Regions from separate parts of the Homo sapiens genome. Here region 1 is linked to region 2. The links are chromatin contacts, found by Hi-C or POLR2A ChIA-PET in ENCODE. All regions are on one chromosome and are shown on one strand. The core of a region is the stretch at or near the end of the contact, and the rest is flanking DNA. Distances in the headings are between cores, read along the strand shown. Region 1 overlaps IUR1 (imatinib upregulated ABL suppressing lncRNA 1). Region 2 overlaps FCHSD2 (FCH and double SH3 domains 2).

Region 1 (5,685 bases), core at 1,594-4,093, 130 kb after region 2:
ACACTGATGGGAAAACCAAGGTCTAGAGGAGAAGGGGATATGTTTTAGGTCACCCAGTGTGTCAGGGGTAGGGGTCCTGCCTTCCAGGCCAGATCATTTACCAACCATGTTCAGGTAAGTAAAACCCAGCCAGACAGTACCCTATGTAGGGCTTGTGAAAGGGAAGGGCACCTAGAGAGACTATCTGGTACCCCTGCCTTATTTCTCAGCTAATGAAACAAGCATCAGAGAGGGGCAGGGACTTGCGTTAGGTCACAAAGCCAGGGAGCAAAATCTTCCCAGCAGCCCCAGGTGTCCTGACCCCCGCCCAGTCCAGGACTTCTCACTGCATCACTGTCTCCCAAAAAGAGGAAAGAGCAAGGAGAAGGTTGGGCATGGTGGCTCACACCTGTAATCCCAGCACTTTGGGAGGCTGAGGTGGGCAGATCACCTGAGGTCAGGAGTTCAAGACCAGCCTGGCCAACATGGTGAAAAACCGTCTTTACAAAAATAGAAAAATTAGCCAGGTATGATGGCAGGCGCCTGCAGTCCTAGTTACTCAGGAGACTGAGGAGGGAGAAATGCTTGAACCCGGGAGGCGGAGGTTTCAGTGAGCCGAGATCGAGCCACTGCACTCCAGCCTGGGTGACAGAGCGAGGCTCTGTCTCAAAAAAAAAAAAAAAAAAAAGAAAGGAAGAAAAGAAAGAGCAAGGAGCAAGGAGAAAGGAGCTCACATTTACTGAGCACCTATTATGCACCAGGGCCCTGATGTGACACATCTTCCTTCTAATCCCCACAGCAGCCTTGGAGGCAGATGTTTTTGCTCATGTTTAACAAATCAGAGAAAAAGATTCAGAAGTGCGAAGCAGTTTGCCGAAGGCCGCACAGATGGTAGATGGCAATGCAGGAACTTTGGCCCAGGTCTGCCCACTTCTACAGCCTGCACTCTTGTTCTTACCCAGGCTGGGTTGGGTTTAGGACCCAGGGCTGACAATGCAAGGACATGGTAGGGAGGAGGAAACCAGGAGTAAATTCCAGGCACTGCCCTTGCTCCCAATCTCCCAGTTGTCCCAGTGACAAAAATAAACCGAAGTGACCTTGGACAGCGGAGCCCTGCCTCCCACTGAAAGTTTCTTTTTTTCTCTTTCTCTCTTTCTTTCTTTCTTTTTTTCTCTCTCTCTCTTTCTTCCTTTTTTAAGTCTATTGATCCACACTCAGCAATAAAGCCACACAAAATAAACAGCTGATGGACAAAAAGCATGGCTCCTGGCTTGCTGAGTTTCTCACCTCCAAGTGGTTTCAGGCCTCAGAACCTCAGATTCTCAGATCAATTTAGAAATTTGTAGACTCTCACAGCCCTAACATGAGGGGTGTCCCAGGCTGCTGGTCAGCCCCACCAGTGGAGGAATCCACGACTTCCCAACTGGCTCTTCTGTGGACCTTTGTTCCCCTTTCTTAGGCATGGCTTCAGAGCTGTAGGCCCTGCCCAGGTGGTGTCAGACCCAGAGCAGAGAAGAAGCAGAGCCACTCTCCTCTCAGTTGAATAGGGCAATCTCAAGGCCATGGGGCAGCTCCCTTTGTGCCTCAAGGGAGACTATGGGGATGTCACGAGAGGCTGGTCTTAGCTCAGTGTGCAAAAGGCAGTCTCAGAGCTGAAGGGGCTGCTTCTGGAGACAGGCATGAGGGTGTGAGAGCAGGCTTGGATGAGTCCAGAGGCTTTCTGCCTCTGCTAATGCAGCCAGACATCAAATCTACCTTTGTGCTGGCCACGTCCCACTGCATTCCTTTCATCTAAGACCTCAACCTTTTTTTTTTTGTTCCATCCAAGTGCAAAGTCTTGCATTTCTCTTTTAAATTCCATCTTGTAAATATTAGCTCTTCATCCTAGTACAGTGGCTTTACATGGTGCGGTAGAGTTTATGTGCAGAGCCTTCATGTGCATCATCTCCTTCCATGCTTAGGACAGTTTGCTGGACCTCACAGAGGTGATTGATGCAGCATCCCCCCGGGAGCCGGGTGAAATCACAGACTCCAGCAGCAGCTTCTGAGATGACTGTGAGCATTAGGCCAGCAGGACCCCATTCCCTGAGGAGCAATGAATACAAGCCCATGGAGCCAGAGAAGGGGAAACTGGTGCAGCCCACATGGTGTCTGGAAGGGCTTCCCAAGGGCTGCTTCAGAGGCAGCACAGAGCCTCAGGCAGGACTACAGGAGGAGCAGGAAGAGGGGAGGATGAGTCAAGTCTACCTGGATTGGTTTGGGTGGAGTCCTTCCTGAGGCAGGGTGGTGTGGGGGATGGTTGTGTAGATATTTTTGAAGCCCCCCCGCCCCAGTGTCTGTGTCCCCTTAAACAAGTATTACAATCTTCCTTCCCTCCCATGAGCAGAAGAGGAAACTAAGGCTCTGCCAGGACTAGAGCCCAGGTGTCCCAGATGGATCACCTAGCCAGGGATCTTCAGCAAACCAGGCTGGTCCAACTGTCTGTCCCGAGCTCCCTGAGTTGGCTTGAGGAGAAGACTTGCTCCCTGCCCTCTTGGAACTCCTTTCTGGTTGGAGAGCTGGGTGTTGAGTTTTGTGTAAGGTTATTTAGGCAACAGTATTCCAGAAAGGCTGATGCTGGAGATTCAGACACTGGCACCAAGCCTGTGAGCATCACTCTGGAGCTGGACCATGAGCCCATCCTATGCTCCTGCCTCTAGACCTAGGTTGGGTTGTTCAGGAGCTGGGTCTGGAAGCAGATCAGAAAGCAGGGTCCACCCCAGCCCAGGGGCTGGGCCTGTGGGTGTGTCCAAGCTAAACCTCTACACAAGGATCCATTGTGGTTGCTCAGCCTGGCCCTGGGCTCTGCCAGCCCTTCCGGCTCCCGGAAAATGTTTCCCGTCTGGCAGCTCCCAGAGCAGCCTGTCCTTGGCCAAGATGCTGACTGGCCCCACACACAGGCCTCTCCTACCCAGTGAGGATCCTGGAGTCCTGGCAGCTCAGAGCTCTTGGGTCCAGCCCCCATTTAACAGTCAGGATCCCTTAGGCTCAGGGAAGTAGGCACAGGCCACAGCAGCACACGAGAACCAGAATCAGGACCAGAACCCGGCACTCTGGCCATTTTCTCAGCTCTCGCTACCAACATGAGGCAGAAGGATGCAGACTCGGAGAAGGGAAGGGGCTGTCCCATTACACAGTCCTTTGTGGCAGAGTCTGGAGGAAATGACTGGTGCTTAGCTGGCCGCTTGCCCACCTGGACCCCTCTCATCTGGGTTCTCTAGGTTCAGCTGTGTGGCCTCGTGAAGGTTGCTATTCCTGTCTGCATTTGGGGACTGAAGACTCCCCACTCTCAATCCATCCCTGACATCCTAAGCTTTAAAATCAGGCATAAGCGCACTGGATGGGGTGAGGAGAAGCAGCTCTGGAATTTGGGGCTTTGACAACTCCGCCCCATCTGTGTGTGCCAAGCTGTACCAGAGCCAGAGGCTTAGGGCCTGGGGCTCCCCAACCCTTACTTGGGCTGACAGTGCCACCTGGTGCCCAGTCGGTGTGACATGAGTCCCGCTAGAGATGCAACCACAAACCTTCGCTCTCTGTGGGACCTCTGAGCCACCCCATGCTAGGCGCTGGGGACATAGAAGAAATTGTGACCCCAGATGTGAGGGGAGAAGACCCACAGAGAGTGACCACTCAGGATGTGGAGGCTGTGACAGCAGAAAGCCCGGGGCCGAGGAGGGTCGCTGAGTACCACAGGGTCAAGAAAAAGAGGCATTGCCATCAATGTAACTCTCACTGTCTTCTAGGCCAGGTCCTATGCAGGCCTGGGGACCCTCAAGGAATCAATTGTAATCTAATAGAAAAAAGTAGGGTGGGGAAGGGAGCTCAGAGCCAGGGACTTGGAACTGGGTCTTGAAGAATGATAGTAATTCATCTTGTGAGCCGTGGGCATTCCAGGCTCAGGGAACAGACTATGCGAAGGCATGGAAGAGTGAGCTTGTGTGTATAAGCTTGAGGGTGACAGGTGTGGAGAGGAGGGGGACAGCAGAAGAAGTGCCAGAATACGAGGTCTGAAAAGTCACAACCCTGGGTACCTGTGGCCGACACAGCTTGTCTGAATTTCCTTGCCCCATACCTACCTCCTTTCTTGACCTTCAATGTCTGGGCAGGTACAGAGCCCCTGCCTCAAACTCCAACCCCATTCCCTCTGGGTCTGGTTACCTAGAGGAGGTCCTGATTCCTGAAAGCCTCCCCTCTTCCCCCAGGGCAGGAGCTAGGTCGGGCTGCCCACAGGCTGATCTGAGGGGACACAAACCTATGACTTCCCTGGCCTCCAAGAAGCCCAGGCCCAGCCCTTAGATTGGAGAAGGATCTTTAAGCAGTTATTTAACTCTAGACTCAGGTTCCTCAACTGATGGGGATAATAATGGTACCTGACTCATGGGATGTGGTGAGGATTAAATGAGAAAATGCATAGAAAGCCACTTATTTGCACCTTGCTGGCATGGGTTGAGGCCAGGTAAAGGGGCTCCTCCCCATTGCCAATCCCCCTGGCATATTTCCTTCTAGGGGGAAGCTTGAGGGCTCCAGATTTTGGCCCCACCTGGGCTGCCTACCCCCCAACTTCAGGCTTCTTTCTACATTTCCTGAACCCAGAGAAGCTCTGTTGTATACCCAGCAGGTGATTGCTTTTTCATGTTTCCCTCTGATTGTTTTTTTTTTGAGACAGGACCTCACCCAGTCACCCAGACTGAAGTGCAGTGGCATGATCTCGGCTCACCGCAATCTCCACCTCCCGGGCTCAAGCAATTCTCCTTCCTCAGCCTCCCAGGTAGCTGGGATTACAGGCACATGCCACCATGCCCAGCTAGTTTTTGTATTTTTGGTAGAGACGGTGTTTCACCATGTTGGCCAGGCTGGTCTCAAACTCCTGACCTCAAATGATCCACCTGCCTCAGCCTCTCAAATGCTGGGATTACAGGCGTGAGCCACTGTGCCCAGCCTCCCTCTGATTTTTTAAAAAATAAAATGTTCAAATACAAAGGAAAAAAGTATACAATAAGCAAATGAGCACCCATACGTTCTTCTAGACTCAACGATTAATGTTTTGCCTTATTTCATTCATTGCTTTGTCATTTTTTAAAATTTGAACTAGGGCCAGGTGCGGTGGTGGCTCATCCCTGTAATCCCAGCACTTTGGGAGGCTGAGACAGGCAGATTGCTTGAGCCCAGGTGTTCAAGACCAGCCTGGGCAACGTGGCAAATCTCTGTCTCTACTAAAAATACAAAAATTAGCTGCGCATGATGGTCCCAGCTACGCAGGAGGCTGAGGCAGGAGGATCACCTGAGCCTGGGAGGTCAAGGCTGCAGTGAACTGAGATCACGCCACTGCACTACAGCCAGAGTGACAGAGTGAGACACTGTCTCAAAAAAAAAAAAAATTGAACCCATTTGAAAGCAGTCACAGGTACCATGACACTGAATGACCCCCAACACCTTGGTGTGCAGCTCCAAAGATTTTTCATACATAACCACAATCATAATAGTAAGAAAAGCAATAATTCCATACTATCATCTAATATCCAGCCCATATTCCTATATCTCCCAACTTTCCCAAAATGGATTTTACAGCTATTTTGGGGAGTTTGGGGGAGTATGGAGGAGGAATTCAAGATCCAGTCAATGTTCTTTCATTGCATTTGGTTCTTGGTATCCTTGTTCTTTTTATTC
Region 2 (5,670 bases), core at 2,999-5,498:
TTAGTGGGTGCAGCCACCAGCATGGCACATGTATACATATGTAACTAACCTGCACAATGTGCACATGTACCCTAAAACTTAAAGTATAATAATAAAAGAAAAAAAAATGGAAGGAAAGCAAAAAACATCTCTTGCTTATATTTCTACAATAATTTCAGTAATTTTTTTTTTTTTTTTTTTAGAGACAGGGTCTCATTTTGTCACCTAGGCTGAAGTGCAGTGGCAGGATCATAGCTCACTGCCACTTCGAATTACTGGACTCAAGGGATACTGTGGCCTCAGCCTCTGAAGTAGCTGGGACTAAAGACACACACCATGATGCCATGCTGATTTTTTAATGTTTTGTAAAGACAGGGGTCTTGCCATCTTGCCCAGGCTACAATCGAATTCCTGTGCTCAAGCAATTCTCCCACCTTGGCCTCCCAAAGCACTGGGATTACAGGTGCAAGCCACCATCCCCAGCCTCTGTAAGAATTTTTGAAAAGCCTTATGAACTGATTTTAAAAAGAAAACAATTAATAATAAAAAAGATATGAATGGCCAATACAGCAAGAATGCATTGTAAATAGCTACAAACATTGGAATATGTCTGAATACCAATTTTCATAGAAAGGAAACAAAATTAGATATCATTTTTGGCCCAGGATGGCAAAAATTTAATGACTGGCAGCATCCACTCCTGGTAAGATAGGATGCACCACATTACTATAAATTATTGGTAGAAATATAAATTGGTGTAGCATTTTAAATTTTTATTAGTAATCAAGTTTTTAAAAATGTTTTTACCTACTAATATCTATTAAAATTTTAAATATAGATAGACTTCGCTTACAAGGAAGCCATTTTCAGAACTGCTAAAATAAAAGCACAAGTATAACAAGATAAATAAGTACATTTATTGTAGTATGTGTATTTGTTTGTTTATTGATTGATTGATTAAGACAGGGATTTCACCATGTTGCCCAGGCTGGTCTTGAACTCCTGGCCAAAAACGATCCTCCTACCTCTGCCTCCCAAAATCTTGAGATTACAATCGTAAGCTACCATGCCCAGTCACAGTATTGCTTTAAACAACTTAAATCAATAGGATGTAGATCAAAATATGTGGATGTTAAATAATTTATATCCACAATACGAACTATGATGCTGTCAATAAAATGAGGTCTTTCTGTATTCACTTTGGGAAAATATCAATGATATTTTTATCAATGATAAAAAATACTATTAAATATAAAAGACAAGATGCAGAATAAATGTGAATATAATTCTACTTTTTTATAAAGGAAAAACTACATATTAAATGAGTACACATAAAAGGAAAAGATTTATACCAAACATGACTGTAAATTTGAAAAAAAAAGGCAAATATTTCATGTACCACCCATATTATTTGAATTGTTAAAACTACCATTTTTTTTTTAATTAAAGAAAAAGATTCTTATGAAACAGGATGTCAAAATATCTGGTAGAAGCTACATACCTAAATGATAGGGAAGAAAAGTGGTCAGCTTCACTGTTTTTACTGCATCTTATTCAAGGTTATAAGAAAAAAATATGATCCCCTATAATACTCAAAAGCATGATTTGTACTTGGGATTATATTTTGAAAAAATTAACTGAGAGAAAAACAGAGCACAAGCAATTCTATCCTTTGTTTTGGATTCACATCCCCAGATAGAACAAAAAATACTGGTCATTGACAGTACCTAGCCACTGCCAAGGATAATGCAAAAAGAAATCCTGAAATAAAGTATTAACCTATCAAATAACATAAAACACATCTAAAAACTGTTCCATGATTTCTAACGGCAAATATTTATGCTCTTTCTTTCAGAAATGGGATTAGAACCCCCTTCTCTTTTCCTTTCATTTGGCATCAATGTGACCCCAACAAGTACTTTCTAGGTCTAGGACTATCAAAATGCTATAAAATGTATTGACTTTTTTATAATGTGCAAAGCACTGTATCCCTCAGAATTTACTCAGTAAATATTTGCTAATGACTGTATATACAAATGATGGTGAGCTAATGACTTTGTTATCTCATTTAAGCTTAGCAACAACTGTGAGTTATTTATTAATCCCAATATGCAGAGGGGGAAATGGCTTAAGTAATTTATGTAGAGTGATTATGTTAACAAATGGTGGAGCCATAATTAGAACTCTAATGGTCTTATTCTATATTGTTTCTTTAAGTAGTACATACTGTGAAAACATGAGTTATTTCTAAAAAGGCAGGAAGTTAAAAAAAAAATACAGGAGGAACAAGAAAACAGAACAGAAAGTAATAGAAAAACTTGACAATGTTAGCATATCAAACTGCAAAAAGTAAAAATCTGACCCAAAGCATTTGAGGCATAGCTAGAGCAGCAGGATATTTCTGTATATCCTGTTTAGCCAACTGTAGTTCCTTTCTTCAGCGGCATCCCTCAGCTCATGCCATGTACCGACACACATATGGGACCCAAAAGTTACCTCTGATCTCCCTTAAGCCAAGGTTCATGATAGTCTAGTACTGGCTTGTTATTTACAGGTACTAGGCATTTCAGAGATAATTCCTGCAAAACAGAATGGCTTGGTTAGCTGTGTATGGACCAGCTATTGCTGAATCAATACTCTGTAACAACTCAAAAAGTGGAAATGGATTAAAACAATAAATGCTAACTTCTGCTCATGAATCTGCAGGTTGGCTAGAGCATCTCTGCTTCAGGTTGCAGGGTCAAGTTCAGGTATCCTTCACATATCTTTCATTCTGGGACCCCATCTGAAGTAGTTACCTGGGGCAAGTTCTTCTTACAGTAAGTGCCGGAAGTACGAAAAAGCTGGAAATAACTTGCCATGCCTCTTAAAGCCTCATTTTAGAAATGGCTTTACAGTCAATTCCATCTCCATTCTACTAGTCCAAGCAAGCCGTATGACCAAGTCTAAAATCAGTAAGACAGGGATGTATGTATAGTTCACCTCAAGAGAAAGGGTGGGGAATGAATATTTGCTGAGCAATAATTCAATCTACCATAAACTCTAAGAAAAATTCCCAGAACAATTTCACTTGGATTCAATAACGACCACACAAACATAGCAAGATGTTGATCGAGTAACTCATTGCTATCAAATTCTCACATGACAAAGAGCTATGAAGAACAGTAAATATTTAAATAACAGAATCAAGATGCTAAAACTTCTCAACATACTGACACAGTGGAATAAACCTAATACAATAGAATCTCAAAGGAGTAAAAAGTCCTGCCATGGGTTCAGCGTAGGATGGTGAAGATCTGATTTAATAGCAAGATATGTAAAAAGACGTAGTGGTTTTTGAGTTTGAGCTCATTAAGAACCTTTAATGTGATATCACTGTTTAAAAAATAATGCCACTTAGCACATATTTAAAGTAATAATAACACAGTTGAGTGCCCAGTATATATGAAGTACATAGTAAAACTTTAAGGAAAAAATTAAAACATGACAGAAACTGTCTCATACCCACAACAATATTAAATTTGGTTCTGATTTCTGTATCAATGGCTTAAGAATAATGACAAGAAACAAGATAGGTAAAAGGTTTAAAACAGTTTCATAGGACGTTCAAGTGTGAACTAAATAAACTACAAATTTTTATGATTGGAAAGACTGGGAATGGGATGTAGACTACTAGAAAGAGATAAGAAGTATAAAAATTGTTTTTATCACACTCTGGGGACTGTGGTGGGGTCGGGGGAGGGGGGAGGGATAGCATTGGGAGATATACCTAATGCTAGATGACACGTTAGTGGGTGCAGCGCACCAGCATGGCACATGTATACATATGTAACTAACCTGCACAATGTGCACATGTACCCTAAAACTTAGAGTATAATAAAAAAAAAAAAAAAAAGAAAAAGGGGGAAAGAGAGACACCTGAAGAGTTGGATAATTCTTTTATACTATGTAAGGCATATTTTAAAGGGCTACCATTTTTAGAGGGTACGTTCTTACCAACTTTTTAAGGAGAGGATAAAATTTTGTGAAATCAATATTATGGTTATTAAAAGCACAAAAGGACCATAAAAAAAAAATTGTTTTCAAATTCCTAAAAGTCTATCATGTGTACAAGGAAGGTTTCTTAAAAAAGTTTTGCTCAAGATAAATAGAAACTAACTATAAGCTGAATGCTTTGAGAGAGAGTGAAATACTGTCACTGAATGAATTCAGGTAGAAGTTGCCAGGCCTCTCTATATAAGAAGTCAGTAAACTTTTCTGTAAAAGGCCAGAGAGTAAATATTTTTGGCTCTGCAGGCCATAAGATCTCCAGGGCAACTACCCTAATATACTATTGTAGTGAGAAAGCAGCCATAGACAATATGTAAACAAATAGGTATGTCCGTGGTCTAACAAAACTTTACTTACAAAAACAGGTGTCAGACCAGACAGCCCTAGTTTGCCAGCCTCTATATTAAAAAGAGGGCTGGACCATATGACCTTCACACCACTTCTAGCTCCAAGTTTCCATAAAAAGTCATTAAGCAATTCAACAATATGTAGAAATAAGTGAAAAAGACGTATTTAGATTGATATAGAGACATATCATATGCAGACATATATGTACATTTATAAACCATATAGAAAGAATATTACTATAAACATATATGGGACGGGTCACCTTTATCACAATGGATTTGAGCTATAGCTGCTGAATATATAAGGCTCTTAAATAGTTCCTTTCGTGGGACAACATTGGAGTAATCAGAAAATAGACATAGGAACCCAGGCCCCCACAATGGTTTTTCAGTAACAGGTGAACAAATAAGACATAAACTAAGACTGCTGTCCTTAAACAAGCCTTTCCATATCCACATGGGGAGATAATGGGAACATCTGCAAATTGCCTGCTTAAAGTCCCTTTATATTGGTTGAACGTTATGTCTCCATTCACTAACATGAGGAAAAAACCGTCTCACTGAATCTCAAATACAGCAAATGAAAACTATAATTAAGTTTTACCAAAGGCCGAGAATATCTACTCTAAGAAAAATAATATAAGACTCAGAACACCCCTTCTTGCTACAATGGCCTTCTATTAGTCTCTAGATTAGAACAAAGGTCCTCCAACTGTTTGTTACTGATACATAACAGGCAAGTACAGAAATTGAGAGTAAGCATTTAGAAAGTTTTAAGCAATTTGACATCAGTTAGTTTGTTATCTATAATGGAAATATTTTAAAAATCTTGCTGGGCACAGTGGCTCATGCCTGTAATCCCAACATTTTGGGAGGCCAAGGTGGGAGGATCGCTTGAATCCAAGAGTTCAAGACTAGTCTGGGCTAACAAAGTGAGACCCTGTCTCTACCAAACTTTAAAAATTAGCAGGACGTGGTGTCACACATGGTGCTGCCAGTGGTGTTGCATGCTGAGGAGGGAAAATCAGTTGAACCCAGGGGATTGAGGCTACGGTGAGCCAAGATTGCATTATTGCACTTCAGATTGGGTGACAGAGTAAGACTCTAGCTCTAAAAAATAAAAAAATAAAAAATTTAAATCTGAGAAAATGTAAGCATATTTTCATAATCTGTCATTGTGTCATTTAAATTTTAATCAGCCTATAATTTATAATTTAATATTTTTAGCTAAATTAAGGAAGTAAATAGGTATTTTTACACCTAATTTACAAACAGAAAAAGTTTAATGGGCTTT

The links. Hi-C counts contacts between places; a loop is a spot of excess contacts on that map. ChIA-PET counts read pairs that join two places held with the same protein, here RNA polymerase II (POLR2A). Pooled maps may share reads with other maps.
Region 1: a loop to region 2 is called in a map of B cell, with 3 times the contacts of the local background. The contact joins two enhancer-like sites. A Hi-C loop is called at or near these places in 2 of 168 maps with a recorded cell type or tissue (B cell and HepG2), 8 of 37 single-sample maps with no recorded cell type and 4 of 50 pooled maps. POLR2A ChIA-PET finds 5 or more read pairs at or near these places in 3 of 52 experiments (CD4-positive, alpha-beta T cell, HepG2 and activated CD4-positive, alpha-beta T cell).

The regions. Positions count from the first base shown.
Region 1 is chr11:73,174,753-73,180,437 of GRCh38, forward strand. The region is part of intron 1 of IUR1 (imatinib upregulated ABL suppressing lncRNA 1); the gene reads right to left. Among named protein-coding and RNA genes, the nearest start is that of IUR1, 5.3 kb to the right of the region's middle. RefSeq lists an enhancer at 3,299-3,348. Within about 2 kb of position 2,844, at least 24 of the 41 ENCODE cell types and tissues checked have a DNase peak (open chromatin) inside an H3K27ac peak, as active enhancers do; they include B cell, where a contact is called at or near this core.
Region 2 is chr11:73,045,828-73,051,497 of GRCh38, forward strand. The region is part of intron 3 of FCHSD2 (FCH and double SH3 domains 2); the gene reads right to left. Among named protein-coding and RNA genes, the nearest start is that of FCHSD2, 94 kb to the right of the region's middle. Within about 2 kb of position 4,249, at least 2 of the 41 ENCODE cell types and tissues checked have a DNase peak (open chromatin) inside an H3K27ac peak, as active enhancers do; they include B cell, where a contact is called at or near this core.